2 separate regions of the Homo sapiens genome follow, and region 1 is linked to region 2. Evidence: chromatin contacts called from ENCODE Hi-C or POLR2A ChIA-PET data. All regions are on one chromosome and are shown on one strand. The core of a region is the stretch at or near the end of the contact, and the rest is flanking DNA. Distances in the headings are between cores, read along the strand shown.

The links. A loop is a pair of places that touch in the nucleus more often than their neighbours do. ChIA-PET counts read pairs that join two places held with the same protein, here RNA polymerase II (POLR2A). Pooled maps may share reads with other maps.
Region 1: a loop to region 2 is called in a pooled map, with 4 times the contacts of the local background. The contact joins two enhancer-like sites. A Hi-C loop is called at or near these places in 9 of 50 pooled maps. POLR2A ChIA-PET finds 5 or more read pairs at or near these places in 3 of 52 experiments (CD4-positive, alpha-beta T cell, GM12878 and activated CD4-positive, alpha-beta T cell).

The regions. Positions count from the first base shown.
Region 1 is chr6:47,413,424-47,417,256 of GRCh38, reverse strand. No RefSeq gene overlaps it. Among named protein-coding and RNA genes, the nearest start is that of CD2AP, 62 kb to the left of the region's middle. RefSeq lists enhancers at 2,556-2,605, 3,108-3,167, 3,178-3,227. Within about 2 kb of position 2,581, at least 12 of the 41 ENCODE cell types and tissues checked have a DNase peak (open chromatin) inside an H3K27ac peak, as active enhancers do.
Region 2 is chr6:47,649,388-47,653,409 of GRCh38, reverse strand. No RefSeq gene overlaps it. Among named protein-coding and RNA genes, the nearest start is that of ADGRF4, 47 kb to the left of the region's middle. Within about 2 kb of position 1,674, at least 4 of the 41 ENCODE cell types and tissues checked have a DNase peak (open chromatin) inside an H3K27ac peak, as active enhancers do.

The DNA.
Region 1 (3,833 bases), core at 1,332-3,831, 240 kb after region 2:
TGGTCACCAGGGGCTGAGAGAAGGAGAAATGGGGAGTTTCTGCTTGATGGGTGTAGAGTTTCACTTTGGGGTCATGAAAGACTTCTGGGGATGCATGGTGGTGATGATTGCACAACAATGTGAATGTACTTGATGCCACCGAACACTTAAACATGGTCGAAATGCTAAATTTTATGTATATTTTACTGCAATAAAAATGCATTTTTATATATTATTAATTTGGATTTTACTAAAAGCAGACACTGTGAGACAAGAATTTGAGAGTAATTAGTTTATTTGGTATTGAAATAGGTTTTGCAAAGATTACGACAGTGAGAGAAATCTAACATGGCTGACTCCATCTTGCTTTTGGCTTCACAGGCTGGCTGTCTTTGATCATTCTGGGCATAGGACAAGCTAACTATGGGAGGAATTTAGTCTATAGTTTAACTTGAAAGCAAGGATGATAGTAGCCCTTCCCTGGAACTAACCACTCCTTGCTCAAGGGTGGAAAACTAACAAAAGGCCATGAGGCTAAGATTATAGAAGGCCCTGAAGTCTGCTAATATGTAGGCGTAGTTTCCATAATCATTTACTGCTCAGGAGTCATGTAGCCAGAGGTCACAAAATTTGTGACTTTCCCAATTGCTCCCAAAGATAACATGACTATTGTAAAACCTAAGAGTGGTCTTTTGAGATATTTTTCAGGTTTTTGCACTGCAGCAACTGACTGACCCTACCAGACCTGTGACTCATGACTTAACTGGTCCTGTGACCCCCACCTCTCAGAGGCTGACTTAAGGCTTGAGCACCATCTCCCACACCCCAATAATTTCACTTCCAACCAATCAGCTGTATCAATTCCCTAGCCCCCTGCCCACCAAATTATCCATAAAAACCATAGGGTCTGAGTTCTAAGGGAGACTGATTTGAGTGATAGCTCCACTTCTTCTGCCTGGCCAGCTTTTTGTTAATTAAACTCTTTCTTTACTGCAATACCATGGTCCCAGTGAATTGGTTTTGTCTGTGCCGCTGGCAGGAAGAACCTGTTGGGTGATTACAGTATCTCAAGAAATACTGTTAGTGAGTGGGCAAGAGAGGCAAGGAATTGAAGACTAATAAATGGTCTGTGTTATCAAGCCAGTTACTGTAATGGACAATTGGAACTTAATCCAGCTGGCAACTCTGGAGATCCAGAATAACACAAACCTCAGAGCTATTTCCTCAGTGGGGTGAATGAGCTGAAGTCTTGCCTCACCAGTTCCCATCAGTCATTTTTTAAGGAATACTTCCCAGATATCTGTTCATTTCCCTAAGCCTGGTGCAGCAAAGTGCACTCCAGTGGTCAGAGAAAATCTTTGGGCAAAGGGACCCTGATGCTGGCAGGTGGACATCATAAAGGCTGAGACATTGGCAGCATCTACCTTTATTTATTTATTTATTTATTTTTTACAGACAGGATCTTTCTCTGTCACCTCTGCTGGTGTGCAGTGACATGATCACAACTTACTGCAGCCTTGACTTCCTGGATTCAAGCAATCCTCCTGCCTCAGCCTTCCTAGTAGCTGGGACAACAGGCATGTGCCACCATGCCTGGCTAATTTTTTTATTTCATTTTATTTCTTTATTTTTTGTAGAGATGAGATCTTGTTGGGTTGCCCAGGCTTTGATAATATATTTAATTTAGACTTTTTTCTCTCTACTAATTCAAACCAGACCAGCATTAATTAATTTAAATTGGAAAATATTTCTTGATTATGCAGATCTTGAATAGCATACTATAGAACATATGGAATGTGCAGTATATATTAGACATCATGCCATACCCTTCCTGTGACTGCCCGTGTCTCTAGCCTGTAGCATGGTCAGCTTTGGACCAAGTCTTCACTTTGCAATGGACTCTTCATCCCCCACTCTAGTAAGAAAGAGCACACAATGGCCTTTCTTTTTGAGGAAGAAAAACTTGGGTGGAAAATCTGGGTTTTCTTCCAAATGTCATTAAATATCATTTAATTCATTTTGTATCCTCAAACATTCCACATATATCAACAGCTTTTCCTGTAAATATTAAATAAAAGGAGGTAAGAAAAAACAGGAGGCAATGGCAGTGGAGAAATCTCTTGGAGGAAAGCTGAGAGCACAGTCCCCGTGACTGAGAGTTTCAGAGGGTTGGCAGAGCCATGAAGAACAAAGTGAAACTGTGGCTGTCGAGCAGTGAGAATGATCAAGGCTTTTATTTACATTCCAGTGAAATCTAGGGACAACTCTCATTGTGCGACTATTTATGGTGGAATTGTTTGAAACTTTGCAACTTTCTCTTTGGTGTTTTTACCCACTTCCTGTTTCTTGTTGTGATTAACAGTAAAACGAAACCTAATCACACAAAAAGCTTTTAGGAAACCATAAACCGGTAATATGGTTTCAAGGTGATCTTGGGGTCACATAAATTCTTCTGATGCCTCGGGCGCTGGAGAAGATGAAAATCTTTATGGAAACACCACTGAAAATGGAAGCCGATGGTCCCACCTCAATAACAAGGGAATAAGGAGCTTACCACACCTTTTATCCTTGACACCCATTGGGCTACAAGTTTCCAGTCTGGCTTACAGCTGAAGAAATTTCCACCACGTAGACAATGGGAAGACAAGAAAATGGTCTGTTGGCATGCTAAGTTGAAATCAAAACCTTCTCCATGGAAACGTTTTGAAACGTTATGTTTAGATTCTAAGGTGCTGACAGTAAAGTTGCAGTTTAAAGAGGTTTTATGGTCTGAAGACGGTAAATAGTAAATGCCTTACCATTTCTCGCTTTTGAGACCTAATCCATTTTTATGTCAAGAAATTCCGTATATGTAAGATTTAGTGAGTGCAAAGAATGTCAGCAACCATTGTGGAGATTTTGCATTCTGTCTGCCTGCCTGGCTTGTATTCTTAGATGCACGTATACATTTAAACATGTATAAACTTATACATGCCCTTCCTGAGGTAAGAATACTTGACTGAAAACTGTGGTATATAGGAATAAGTTATTCAAACTAATTGTGTACTTAATCCTATACAACCCTTTTCTCTCATCTCAGAAGAGGACTGTCTTGGGTTGGTGTTGCCATCTAGTGGCCAATATGGGAAACTGGCAAATGCATGACTTCTTCCTTTTCCTTCTTTCTTCCTCTCTCATTAGCGTGAAGAACTTGGTATACACCCGACCTTCTTTCAGATACTCATCATGAACAGCTTAGCAAAAGCCTCTAAAGATAATGTCTTTCTTACACAGATGGATAGACACAACACACACACAGACAACACACACACACAGACAACACACACACACAAACTCTCTCTCTCTCTTTCAAGCCCCTTTCACTTACAACCTTCCCTCCCAACTGTTGCTAATTGTATCTGTCTGGGTCTCCCACAAGGCAATTTTGTCATCTGCATTCTCTCTCCTTCTTGTTGTTGTTAATTTGTGAACCCCTTCACTCAAATTAATAAAAGCCGTATTTTTTTTATTTTTTATTTTTTGTGAGGCAGAGTCTCTCTTTGTCACCCAGGCTGGAGTGCAGTGGCACAATCTCAGCTCACAGCAACCTCCACCTCCTGGGTTCAAGTGATTCTCCTGCCTCAGCCTCCTGAGTAGCTGAGATTAGAGGCATGCACCACCATGCCCAGCTAATTTTTGTGTTTTTAGTAGAGACACGGTTTCACCATGTTGGCCAGGCTGGTCTTGAACTCCCGACCTCAGGTGATCTGCCCGCCTTGGCCTCCCAAAGTGCTGGGATTACAGGCATGAGCTACCACATCTGGCCAAAAGCCATATGTTTTCCGAAGTAATTGGACACGCTGAAACTAATGTTG
Region 2 (4,022 bases), core at 425-2,924:
GAGAGGGTGTAGTATCTGCAGCTATGGCAGTCATTCTGCAGCCATGAGGAAAACATCAATGTGTTGCAAATGGGGGAACAGAGACATGGAAAAACTCTTGATCTTTGATGACATGACTGAATTACTAAATCCACACTGGGATCAATAATCTCTGCGCTCTTAAAATATATAATTAATAGCTCGAGGGCTTAAGCCACTGTTAGGCTTTCTGTTACTGTGGCCAAAATAGCTTAATTTGGCCAGGCTCAGTGGCACACGCCTGTAATCACAGCACTTTGGGAGGCTGAGGCATGTGGATCACCTGATGTCATCAGATCTGACATGGCAAAACCCCATCTCTACAAAAAATACAAAAATTAGCTGGTCTTGGTGGTGCACTCCTGTAATCCCAGCTGCTCAGGAGGCCGAGGCATGAGAATCACTTGAGATTGTGCCACTACACTCCAGCCTGGGCAACAAGAGCGAAACTCCGTGCCAAAGAAAAAAATATATAGCTTAATTTATACTCTTAACATTCAATCTAAGGTAACACCCGTCATTCTCTATAACATTTCACTGTTTTCCTCAATCTATCACTAGTCAAAAGTATCATGTTTAGTGGTGTGCTATTGGTCAATTGATGTATCTCACTAGAAGGTAAGGACCACGGAGGTAGGGACTTTGTAATTTTGTCACTGCTGTATTTCTGTCACCTAGAACAATGCCTGGCACTCAGTAGGAGTCCAATAAATATATGTTACATAAGCGATTGGATGAAAGAATACTTCTGTTGTCAATTCTTTGTTTTTTAAATCAGACTGTGGGCTCTTCAAAGTCAAAGAATTCATATTGTATTTTTATTTCCTCAAAACCCAATAGACTGCTTGGCATATAGCTGGTAATTATTAAATGTTCTATGAATGAATACACATGTTCCCTATCTTTTCTTCAATAGTCACCCAGCATATGACTCGTGGTCATTCAGTATTGGACATCTATTGGAAAAGGTGATTGATAAAGGAATTCTGAACTGTTGTTTCATGAGTATTTAGCTTACAAGAGAAATTTATGATATGATCTTAACCTGGCAAAACATCTTAGAATAGCCATGTGGACCAAAATTGCAGATTAAACTCTTCCAGTAATGAATAGCTGATCTCCACAGGAGGCAATTTTTCTAGTCACATTGCAATTGTATTTTTCCCTAAGTAGGCCAAAATATGCCTGTTTGTTATTGACAGCTACTGTCAACTTTACAGTCCTCTCTCAAGTTTATTCATCTTTAAAACCCAAACCTGAAACAAATGCCCTCTCCATGTCCGTACACAAGCAGTTGAATTTGGCAGGTATAAAATTACAGAACAAAGCCATCTACCATGCCTCATTCACCGTAAGGTGCCATTGATTATGATATTCCCATTGTTTTATGAACCATAAAGAAAACAACGGTGGCAATTAAACTATGAAACAATGCGAGGAAACCAACAATACTAGGAAACTATGGAACAGTGCTAGAATGCATCCCAAATTCTGAGGTTGAAACATGTGCATCTTAGAATTGATAAAATATAACATGGTAGTTTCACTTTAAAATAATAAATACAAAATTCCACACAGCTGGTCAACCCTGATATGATTCACTGGCCGGCTCGTTTTTCCATGATCCTGGATGACTAATTACATTCATTGGCTCTCCTCAAACGGTTGATGCAACTCTTCCCCAGCCTCACCTAATATTTTACAGAGAAAATCAAAGCCACCAGATGAGGATTTTATCTTCTTCTCGCCCCTAAACCCACGTTCCATCTGCATGTGCTCCAGCCTTCTCCTCCTTCTTTCCTGTCATGTGAGAGGGAGTCTCTGTCGTCCTGTCAAAATTAGTCCCTTCAGAGGAGCTCTGTCCCTATCTCCTCAGACATTCTTAAGGGCTGCATTTCTTTAGATTTTCTTCCTGTTTCCTGCACCATCAATCTCTCCCTCTACTATGGATAATGCTATTGATGTTTAAATATGCTCAAGTATCTTCCTTCCTCAGACAAAACAAAGCAAAACAAAAGTCTCCTTCGTTTTTTTGTCCTCTCACTGAGTCTGCCTCAAGTCTCTCTTCCTGGCTAAACCTTCTGAAAACTGTCCGCACAAGCTGTCTCCACTTCTATCCTTGCTGTTCTCATGCTCTTCATGCCATTGAAACCAATTGTATAAAGGTCACCAATGTTCTCCATCTTAACAGTTCTATAATTAACTCTGCCCTCATTTTGCTTGACATCTCGGCAGCACTCAATTCAGTTAACCATTTCTCTCTTTTTTGAAATATTTCCTTCTTTAATTTTTATTTTTTAAATTGTGGTTTAAAAATAATGCAAAATTTACCCTGTTAATTAAGTGTACAGTTCAGTAGCATTAAGTATATTCATATTGTTTTGTAACAGGTCTCTAGAACTTTTTCAGGCAATACTGAACAACTCCCCACTTCCTCCTCCTCCCAACCTCTGGCAACCACCTTTCTACTTTCTGTTTCTGTGAATTTGACTACTTTAAATAACTCATATTTGTGGAATCATACAGTAGTTATCCTTTTGTGACTGGCTCATTTCACTTAGCATAATGTCCTCAATACTAATTCATATTGTGACATATGACAGGGTTCCCTTCTTTTTATGGCTGAATAACATTCCATTTATATATCTGTCACCCTTTCCTTATCTACTTATCTGTCAACAGACATTTGGGTTGAGGAAACACCACTCTTCTTAAATTTGTATGTACCTCATTTTACTATTTCCTGTATGATCTCTTCTCTACCAGAATTCTAAGTGTTGGAGCTTCTTAGACCTTCTCCTCATCCCTCCTCCCCTCCATACCCCATTCCTCCCTTCTCTCCTCTCTCCCTTTCCCTGGAGGAGCTCACCCACTTCCACAGCTTGGATGTCCAGGCCACACTTCTCTTCTAAACTCCACATTCACACGTCAGCAAGTCCTGTGGTTTCTACCTCAAAATATATCTCACATCTGTCCATTTCTTTATACAGTCATGAGCCACAAAACGATGTTTCAGTCAATAGACTACATATATACTGGTGGTCCCATAAGATTATAACACCTTATTTTTACTGTACGTTTTCTATGTTTGGATTTGTTTAGATATACAAATGGTTATCATTGTGTTACAGTTGCCTACAGTATTCAGTACAGTAACATGTCGTACAGGTTTGTAGCCTAGGAGCATAGGCTATATCATACAACCTGAGTGTGTAGTAGGCTATACCATCCAGGTTTGTGTAAGTGTACTCTGTGATGTTTGCATGATGACAAAATCTCCAATGACACATTTCTCAGAAAGTATCCTCATTGTTAAGTGACACATAACTACATCTCCATCCAGTCCCAACCATCTTCCTCTCTGGCCTGTACTAACACAAACACTTTCTAATTGTTCTCTCTGCTTTCACCCTTACCCCCTTTCAATCTGTTTTTCAGAAATCTTGTAAATATATATTCAGTCACATGGCGTCACAGATTAAAAACTATTCTCATTACACTTAGGATAAGATCTGTGTGCCTCATGTGGCCTGCAAGGCCCGCCTGACGCAAGACCTGCCTGCCTCTTCACCCTCCTCCTGGGCCTTTTCTACCTCTGTCCATGCTCAACCAAGTATAAGGGCTTCCAATCAGCTCCTGAAACTTACCAAATGCCTTTCTACCTCAGGGCCCGTGTATAGCCTGTTTATTCTGCCTGGGATCACTGTGCATATCTCGTTCTCCCCAGCCCCTCACCTTACTGCTTTCTTCCACACACACACCCCACATTCTTTGTGCGACTGGCTATTTCTCCTCTCCAGGGTGCAATAAAAACTAACATGAGGAAAGAGAGCCTTAGGAAAGTGTGGATCTTGCCTCGTGTGACCCTGAGACTGAGGGCTTCCTTCAATGCTGTGTCATAGGCCCCACCTGCCTCACCCTAATCCAGCCTTGCTTCTCTCTCGGGTCTTAGCTTCAGTACCTCCCATGGAGGCCTTCACTGCCCATTCTCTCTAAGAGGTCTC